Regions from separate parts of the Homo sapiens genome. Here region 1 is linked to region 2. A link is an interaction called in ENCODE POLR2A ChIA-PET data of the cell type or tissue named here. Cell type or tissue: Panc1. All regions are shown on one strand. Each heading gives the region's core, and the rest is flanking DNA. Links, peaks and the distances in the headings are about the cores only.

Region 1 (4,400 bases), core at 120-4,119, 76 kb before region 2:
AAAAATTAGAAATCCCATGACTTATTGGTAAAAGAATAAAATGTTTTTTTTATTGTATACAGAAAGATATGTGCAAAGATGATGACTACAGCACAATTTATAATTGATAAAACTTGGAAACAGTACCTAGATTATTAGATCAATGACACAGTTCTGTATTAGAGGGATAGAGATTTCCAAGATGCACTGTTAGGTGAAAAACACATCAGAGAAGAGCTGTATAAAATAATCCTCTTTATGTAAAAAAAAAACAAAAAAACAAAAACACTGTGTAGCTGTGTATATACTTATTTGTATGTATATAACATTTACTGAGCGCTTACTCTATGGCAAACATCATTCTAAATTCTTTATATATTTTAACTTCCTTAATCATCATAAAAATCCTCTGTGGTAGATACCATTACTACTCTCATTTTACCGATTAGAAAACAGGCAAAGAGATTGTCAAGTAATTTTCACAAGTCACAGGCACAGGAAGTAAAAAAGAAAGAATTCAAACTCAGGTAGCTCGATTTTCCTTCTTCCTTTTTCTATCTTATTTTCTCAATTTCTTTCTCCACCTTCCTCCCTTCCATTCCCTTTTTTCTTCCCTCCCCCCACCTCTCTTAGTGTGTCTTCAAATGTTTGTGTCAACCTTGGTTAGCAGGGTAATCGGGAGAACAGCACCGGGAATGGAGAGGGTGAGGTTTCATTTTTCTCCATATATGGTGTTATTGTTTGGAAGATCATGTGTTTTTGTTTGTTTGTTTGAGACGAGTCTTGCTCTCTCTCCCAGGCTGGAGTGTAGTGGCTGGATCTCGACTCACTGCAACCTCTGCCTTCCGGGTTCAAGCGATTTTTCTCCTGCCTCAGCCTCCCCAGTAGATGGGATTACAGGGGCACACCACCACACCTGGCTCATTTTTGTATTTTTAGTAGAGACGGGGTTTCACCATGTTGTCCAGGCTGGTCTTGAACTCCTGGTCTCAGGTGATCCGCCTGCCTCGGCCTCCCAAAATGCTAGGGTTTCAGGCGTGTAAATAAATTTTTAAAAAATCAGTAGAAACGTCAGTGCAATATGTATTTATTTATTGCATGAGGGTGTGCCAGTTGCAGGCACACCCTGAAAAATCAAAGGCGCGTCCTGAAAAATTAAACATTCTACACGCCTCATCATTTTCACTCTTAACTTAAAAATGCCTTTTGTTGGAAAGAAAAGGGAGAAGGGCAAGGGCTAGAGATAAAATAATCTCGACCGCTCCTCTTTTGTAGTCTAAGCTCCCTCACCTTGAAAAGCTACAGGCTTCTAAGGGATGGAGGTCAAGAGCAGAGTTAAGGAAGTTCCCGGGGTAGGCCACTCCCCGCCTGATGATTTTCCAGTTCCAGCTGGTGTCGACGTCCCAGTTCATCTGTGCCCTTAACCACCGGAGAAACGTTTCCGGAGTCTCTCCAAAGAGCAAAAAAGGGGACGGGGATGGGGAGAGGGAGACGGGACGGGCTGGGCGGCAGCTGCGCGTCGCACACGGCGTGGGGGGGTGGGTGCAGTCGCGCCCCCAGCTCGGCCGCGCTCCAGCAGCAAAGCCGGATCCTCTGAGCCCGCGCAGGGACCAGGGGAGGGAAGCCTTGTTGTACCCTTGGGGTCCAGAAACCTAAACTAGGGGCTGCTGCAGGTGTAGACTCTGAGGCTGGTCCAGGCCCCTTTTCCGCCGACTTCCGGGAGGGCTGTGCAACAGGTGTGCCTGGCAGTCACGGGGCAGACGGGAGGAAGCCACGCTAGGACCTCGGCTCGCTCAGGGCTGTGCGGGAGCAGCTGCAGCCACGGGTAAGGGGGCGGCTTTCTCAGTCGCCTCCCTATGGGACTGGGGTGTGCCTGGCTAGTGGGGACGATGCTCCGCCCCATAATTGTGTTTGCGTCAGAGGGCGGGGCAAGGGCCCAATGGGCCGCGGGAAGCGACACCTGAAGTGGAACGGAAACTCGGCAAGGGGCCCCAGGCGGCCCAGCTGTACCCTGGCTCACACCAGAACCGTTCGAATGACAAGGGGTGTCCTGCCTGAAAACGCCTTGCGGGGCTCAGCTTCCCCTTAGCTACACTGCTTTACAGGTAGAGAGCGGCCCTGAATCCTGGGCAGAGTCTGGGCTCAGGAGCATGTGCCAGCATAGTGGGGCTATTAGAAGGGACGGTTAATACAGCCTGCAAGCTGTCATTTATCAGTAAGTATTCAATGAAGTCCGCCAGGAGCCCACGTCTATGCTAGGCCCTCTACAATACCAGCTTAGGAAAGATAGTGGCGGTATGTAGCGCGGTTCCTAAGACCATTAGCTCCAGTCAGGCTCCCCGACTTTAAATTCGGCCTCTACTGCTTCACATCTGTGGACTGTCAGCCACTTTCTTCATATATGTTCTTTCCATTGCCTCATTTCTGAAATTGTGTAAGTATTAAATGAGCTACAGAGTATTACACTGAAATTTGGCACATTGGGAGAATGTGAGATTTTTTGTTTGTTTTTCAACGAAATAGGAACATAAATGCAACGGACATGAATCATGAATAATTTCAATTCAGCTAGTTACTGAGCTGTACAGCATTAAGTAAACATTTTATCTTTATGGGCTTAGTTTTCTCATTTATAAAGAAGAAAGGAAAACTCCTATTTGTGAGGGAGGTCTGGGTTGTTAGGAAAGGTTTTTGAGCAGTAATTAATGTGTGTTAATGTAAAGTTCTTAGAGCAGTGCCTGGCACTACAGAAAGTACTCAGTGAAAGTTAGCGTTTATTATTTTAAATATTTGACAAAGTCCCTGCCTCTCCAAGCTGACTCTCTGGTTCCCATGTGGTTTCATTCATTCACTGTTATTTCTGGAAGTCTTGGCATGGCCACTTGCCAGTTGCAGGAACAGGCAGTCGTTGTTTCTTCCCGCTTATGACACTGAGATACATGGTTAGTACCAGTGACACTTAGAAGTGTCAGGCGGTTTGGGGGCTCCTTTCTTTCTTGAACTTTTCCTAAGAGCAAACCTTTCTCTTATTGCCACCCTGATGTTTACAATAGAAGGGTTTTGAGCAATGAACAAGCACAAGGAAATGAAAAACACATACAAAGGAAAATGAGTGGATTGCTGCAGTTGGATAGACAAGTGTAAAATACCTGGGTCTCACTGTACATGAAGCAGCCTTCAGATCTGTAAGGGAACTATTCTTACTGACTGAAAAGAGCAAAATAATACTGTACACTCATTGTTGAATTAACAAACACAGATTAAGTGGCTTGTCTTGGATAAGACAAACCAAGCTCTGGCCTTTGAGGTCTTAAAGTGCAGGTAGAGCGACTTTAAACATTTGTGAACTGGCCCTTGTGCACCTTTCCATCCTCATCTCTAAGGGTCTGTCCATCTTTGGCTCTGTAATTTCATAAATTTTCATTTCCCGAATAAGCCCAGTTTCCTGCAGCTTAGGACTTCTACTAGTGAGCTTCCCTCTGTCTATAATGCCCTACCACGCCCCTCATACATCCCTATGGCCTGGCTGATTCTAGACTTTTTTCAACTCTCCGCTCTGACTTTCCTGACAATGCCACCACTACTCCAACTAAATCAATGACTCCATATCCTTTTTATTGTACCATTATTTGTATTCATAGTGCTTAATGTATTTGTATATGTACAAATACATTTGTATTGTTATATATGTGTTATCCATAATATATTTATAATAAATTTAATTAATATAATGTGCTGGAATATATTTAATTTTATTAACTGCCTGACTCCTCCATTTTTTAGTGCCTGTACAGTGCCTTTCATGCTCTATGCCTTTGGTTAAGATTCCTTGAATATTAATCAAATGGTAGTAATTAGATGGTAACCAAATCTTTTAAGTGCATAAAATTTACATATCATGTAAATATATTATTCAACTAGATTAATATTCAAGGGAGGTCTGGGTTGTTGGGAAAAGTTTTTGAGCAGTGATAAAGCAATCAAATGAGAATAACTGACTTTAAGACTCATTTTTGTTTCTTTTGTCTCCTTGGTTTACTTGTTAGTTTTGTAGAACACTTTACTACTACAATTTCAGTTGGGTCTAGTTGATCAATATTCCTTGAAAAACAAAATAAGCTTTATGTTAAGTGAGTATTTATGTACTTATACATTTATACATGTGTACATATATGTGGATATATGTATGTACACATATGTGTACCTGTACACACACTCTATAGCACTGCCTTGAACAGTGCTAAATTTAAAAGCCAAAGCACTTTAGTTAATCAGTAGTAACAACTGTGCTTTTCATTTCCCAAAATTTGTTGTTAAAAACTGCTTTTAAAAAAGTTTTGCCTATCCTAGTTAAAAACTAATTGATCATGAGACTAAATTGAAATTCAAGATATTTCTATCTTACGTAAGAAAGATACCTT
Region 2 (4,400 bases), core at 217-4,216:
TGATGATTCAGGTTTAAATCCTTTGCCTTCATGAAAAATCAGATTGTCACTGAAAATAGTAAAAATATGGTTCATTCAGTGTGACTTATAGTTATCTCTTACAATGTAAAATTTATTAATACATGCTTGTTACACTTTATTTAAATGGTAATATATTGTTAATTTGGAAACTATAGATATTATTTGATTTAGCTCTATCTCTTGCGCAATACAAAGACCTTAAAAACATTTTAATTCTAATCTCTTTCTCACAACTTATATACTTTTGTTGACTAGTGTTTTAGTTTTGCTTCTTTTTAAATTCACAAATTAAATATTTGCTATTATTTTATTTTTCTAATAATATCACAGATATGTTTAGCGTTTTATTTGCTCTTAAATTTTATTGAACTTTAGATGATCCCTCTAAGGTTATGTTCCTTTTTCCTAATCCTCACTTAATGTCATTGTATTAGTTCATTTTTGCACTGCTATAAAGAAATACCTGAAACTGGGTAATTCATAGAGGAAAGAGGTTTGACTGACTCACAGTTACACATAGCTAGGGAGGCTTCAGGAAACTTACAATTATGGTGGAAGGTGAAGGGGAAGCAGGCACCTTTTCCACAAGGCGGCAGGAAACAGTGAGTACAAGCACGGGACATGCCAGATGCATATAAAATCATCAGATCTCCTGAGAACTCACTGGCTATCACAAGAACAGCCTGGAGGAAACTGCCCCCATGATCCAATCACTTCCCTCCCTCCCCACTTGGGGATTACAGGACCCTGCCTCAACACATAGGGATTATAATTCAAGTTAAGATTTGGGTGGACACCCAGAGCCAAACCATATCAGTCATCAATAGGCTCTTGGAAACTGCAAATTTAAGCACAATGATATAGAATAAAACTAATTATTTTTGTCATCAACATTATAACAAAACAACATTTAACAAAATGACATTATTTGTAAACCTTCTGTAATTACCAGTTGATAGATAGAAATTGTTAAATTGGTCCAGGCACGGTGGCTGACACCTTTAATCCCAGCACTTTGGGAGGGCGAGGTGGGCAGATCACCTGAGGTCAGGAGTTCGAGACCAGCTTGACCAACATGGAGAAACCCCGTCTCTACTAAAAATACAAAATCAGCCGAGCAGGTGACACATGCCTGTAATCTGAGCTACTCGGGAGGCTGAGGCAGGAGAATCGCTTGAACCCAGGAGGCAGAGGTTGCGGTGAGCTGAGATTGCACCACTGCACTCCAGCCTGGACAACAAGAGCGAAACTCCATCTCAAAAAAAAAGAAAAGAAAAGAAAAGAAATTGTTAAATTGGATTTTTAAAGTATCTGTAGTCTCTTTTAAAAAGACAAATCTAAATTAATGACCAAAAAATGGAAAGAAAGAGAATATGGATAAATACTAACCACAAGAAAGCTAGGGAAGCTAAATTAATACCAGGGGAAAAAAAAGACATTAAGACTCCAAAAAATAGAAACAGAAACAAAATGGGTAACTACAATGATAAAGCTTCTATTCAAACAAGATGTAATAATTCTAGACCTGTATGCATGTAATATTAACTTCAAAATATAGAGACAAGTGTTAAAAAGTTAGAATGACAAACCCATCATCAAAATGCGGAATTTACTCACATCTCTTCATTTATACTAGATATAAGAGACAGAACATTAGTAAAGTTATTTAAAATTTGAACAACAAAATGAATAAGTTGATTAATGGTCTTATTTAGAAGTTTTTTTTTTTTTTTTGAGACGGAGTCTCTGTCGCCAGGCTGGAGTGCAGTGCAGTGGCACAATCTCAGCTCACTGCAACCTCTGCCTCCCGGGTTCAAGCGATTCTCCTGCCTCAGCCTCCCCAGTAGCTGGGACTACAAGCGCATGCCACCACGCCCAGCTAATTTTTGTAGTTTTAGTAGAGAAGAAGTTTCACCATGTTGGCCAGGATGGTCTCAATCTCTTGACCTCGTGATCTGCCCGCCTCGGCCTCCCAAAGTGCTGGGATTACAGACGTGAGCCACTGTGCCCAGCTGAACTTTTTATCAAACAATTAGACAACACACATTTTTCTCAAATAAATATTGTTTACAAAAATTAATATAATAGTGGGCCAAGAAGCAAGTCTCGACAAATTAGAGAGAATCATTATCATTTAGACCTTAGTATATGAGCAAACAACACTCAATTAGAGGTTAATAAATATTTTTAAATGTTTTATACATATAGAAATGTAGGCTGGGCACGGTGGCTCACGCCTGTAATCCCAGCACTTTGGGAGGCCGAGGCGTGTAGATCACGAGGCCAGAAGATCAAGACCATCCTGACTAACACGGTGAAACCCTGTCTCTGCTGAAAATACAAAAAATTAGTTGGGCGTGGTGGTGGGCGCCTGTAGTCCCAGCTACTTGGGAGGCTGAGGCAGGAGAATGGCGTGAACCAGGGAGGCGGAGCTTGCAGTGAGCCAAGATCACGCCACTACACTCCAGCCTGGACAACAGAGCGAGACTCTGTCTCAAAAAAAAAAAAAAAAAAAGGAATGTAAATAACCCAATTATTTTTTTAAAAAGCCGTAACAAAAAATTTAAAATACTTTAAAATATGTAATAAAATATTACATCTCAAAACTCTATAGCTATAATTATTGAAGAAAAGAGAAAAATTAATAAGCTAAATTAATTAGCTAAAGCTATAAAGTTAGGAAAAAAAAAAAGAATAAACCCAAGGAAGCATAATGAAGGAGATATTGAACCATTAAGCAAACAAAAATAAACAAAGAGTACCCATACTTGTACTCTAGACAAAATAGGTCTTTCAAAGCAAGAAAATCATAAAGTAACAGACTACTAAATTTAAATAGTTTAAATGTGTGTACCCCATAAAACCTCATAATATTAAATATTTAAAAGCAAATAATAAATTAAGGAAAGTATAGGAAATAAGGAAAATAATAAATTAAGGAAATACACAACAAATATGACCAAGGACTAATGTTCTTATGTTAATAAAAATGATATTTAATTAAGAAAAATATCAAATACTTAACGAAAATGTACAAATATTATGAAAAATAATTCAAATAACTATCAAAGAGGGAATAAAAACCACTAAACTTAAGAAAGCGTCTCCAAAAACACACAAGAGAAGCAAAAAATAAAGGATAAAATACCATTTTTTGTTTATCATGTATTAAAGTTTTTATTTCTAATGATGTATGCTCAATGCTGATGAAGATTTAAGGAATCAAGTGCTCATGAGCTATAGGTACAACCTTTAGAGGAATAAATTAAAAACATTTGTCAAAAATTTAATGTTTATATTCTTTCAGATGCAGACAAATAATTGTGTACAATATAGTAACTAGCAATGTACACTCTATGTAGCAAACTTAAATAAACAGCAAAAATTAAAACAACATAAAATGTGTGAGTATGAGGCTTACTAAATACATTATGAGACATCTCTAGACTAGAGTAATAAATAGATATTAAAACAAACTAAAAAATGAAATACTTTTAAGGACCTTTAATGACACAAATACTCAGAATATTTTATGCAGTGAAAAAAACCAGGGTATAAGCATATTATAACAGCAATTATGTATGTCTTGGAGTAATTTGTACCAAAATACTTATGGTAGATTTTGGGATTGATTGAAAATATAAATTTTTTCCTTCTCTTTTCCTCCAGTTTTCTAAAATGAGTATGTAAATGAAAAAACATACATAAGTAAAATGAGGTAGAATTAGTTGCTGATCTCTAAGGGCCTTTAGAGATGTACAAATCTATTATTTTGATGTATTTAAGGGCAAACAGTCATTCTTATACCCTTGCAAGTTGGTTCCTCATGGGTCTGCTCCTCAGACTTCTGCTTTTTAATATGTTTTGTGATCATGTTATTATAATACAGGGACCTTAAAAATCATTCTCATGTCTAATGCCTGTAGTTGTTTCTACTGTTAAACCAATCTAATTGTATTTATTTTTCATTTTCATTCTAGGAATACATGTATTTTGAACTGTGGCCATAAGAATTACCCTGAAAGAATATGTCAGAGATTACTGGCATTTATTTTTGCCAGCCCTCAACAAAACTAAGCAACTTTCACTGAAAATATCTAAATAAAGTTTTATTTTACTAAAACTATTCATATATATTCTTTCTGCCTAATAAACTACATCAAAAATGTTTAACTTCAAATAATCATTGTGTTTAGTTTAGGATTCTGTTGTATAGTTCTCCTGTTCAGAACCTGGCTCACTCATGCATTTTGAGTCAATTATCAGATTGGTTGGGACTGTCTCATCCCAGATGGCTTCATTCACATGTCAGGCTATTGGCTGAGGGAATGGGGGCAATAGGTTGCATATTTTTCATCATCTAGGAGGCTAGCCAAAGC

Evidence for each region. ChIA-PET counts read pairs that join two places held together with the same protein. Peaks named below come from ENCODE experiments on the same cell type or tissue, not always from the same donor. Only the 100,000 strongest peaks of a DNase experiment are listed, where the experiment ranks them.
Region 1: POLR2A ChIA-PET joins it to region 2 with 9 read pairs; 1 of 35 experiments calls an interaction of 5 or more read pairs at or near these places.

What each region holds. Positions count from the first base shown.
Region 1 is chr3:146,466,899-146,471,298 of GRCh38, reverse strand. It overlaps PLSCR2 (phospholipid scramblase 2), which reads left to right and starts at 1,738. Exons shown (of 8, transcript NM_001395437.1): 1 at 1,738-1,804. RefSeq lists an enhancer at 1,680-1,749. In Panc1, for the core only: no CTCF peak of the experiment used is centred there; a DNase peak (open chromatin) is centred at 1,859; H3K4me3 peaks cover 2,889 bases; H3K27ac peaks cover 3,962 bases.
Region 2 is chr3:146,391,164-146,395,563 of GRCh38, reverse strand. It overlaps a transcript of PLSCR2 not described here. Among named protein-coding and RNA genes, the nearest start is that of PLSCR2, 76 kb to the left of the region's middle. In Panc1, for the core only: no CTCF peak of the experiment used is centred there; no DNase peak of the experiment used is centred there; H3K27ac peaks cover 246 bases.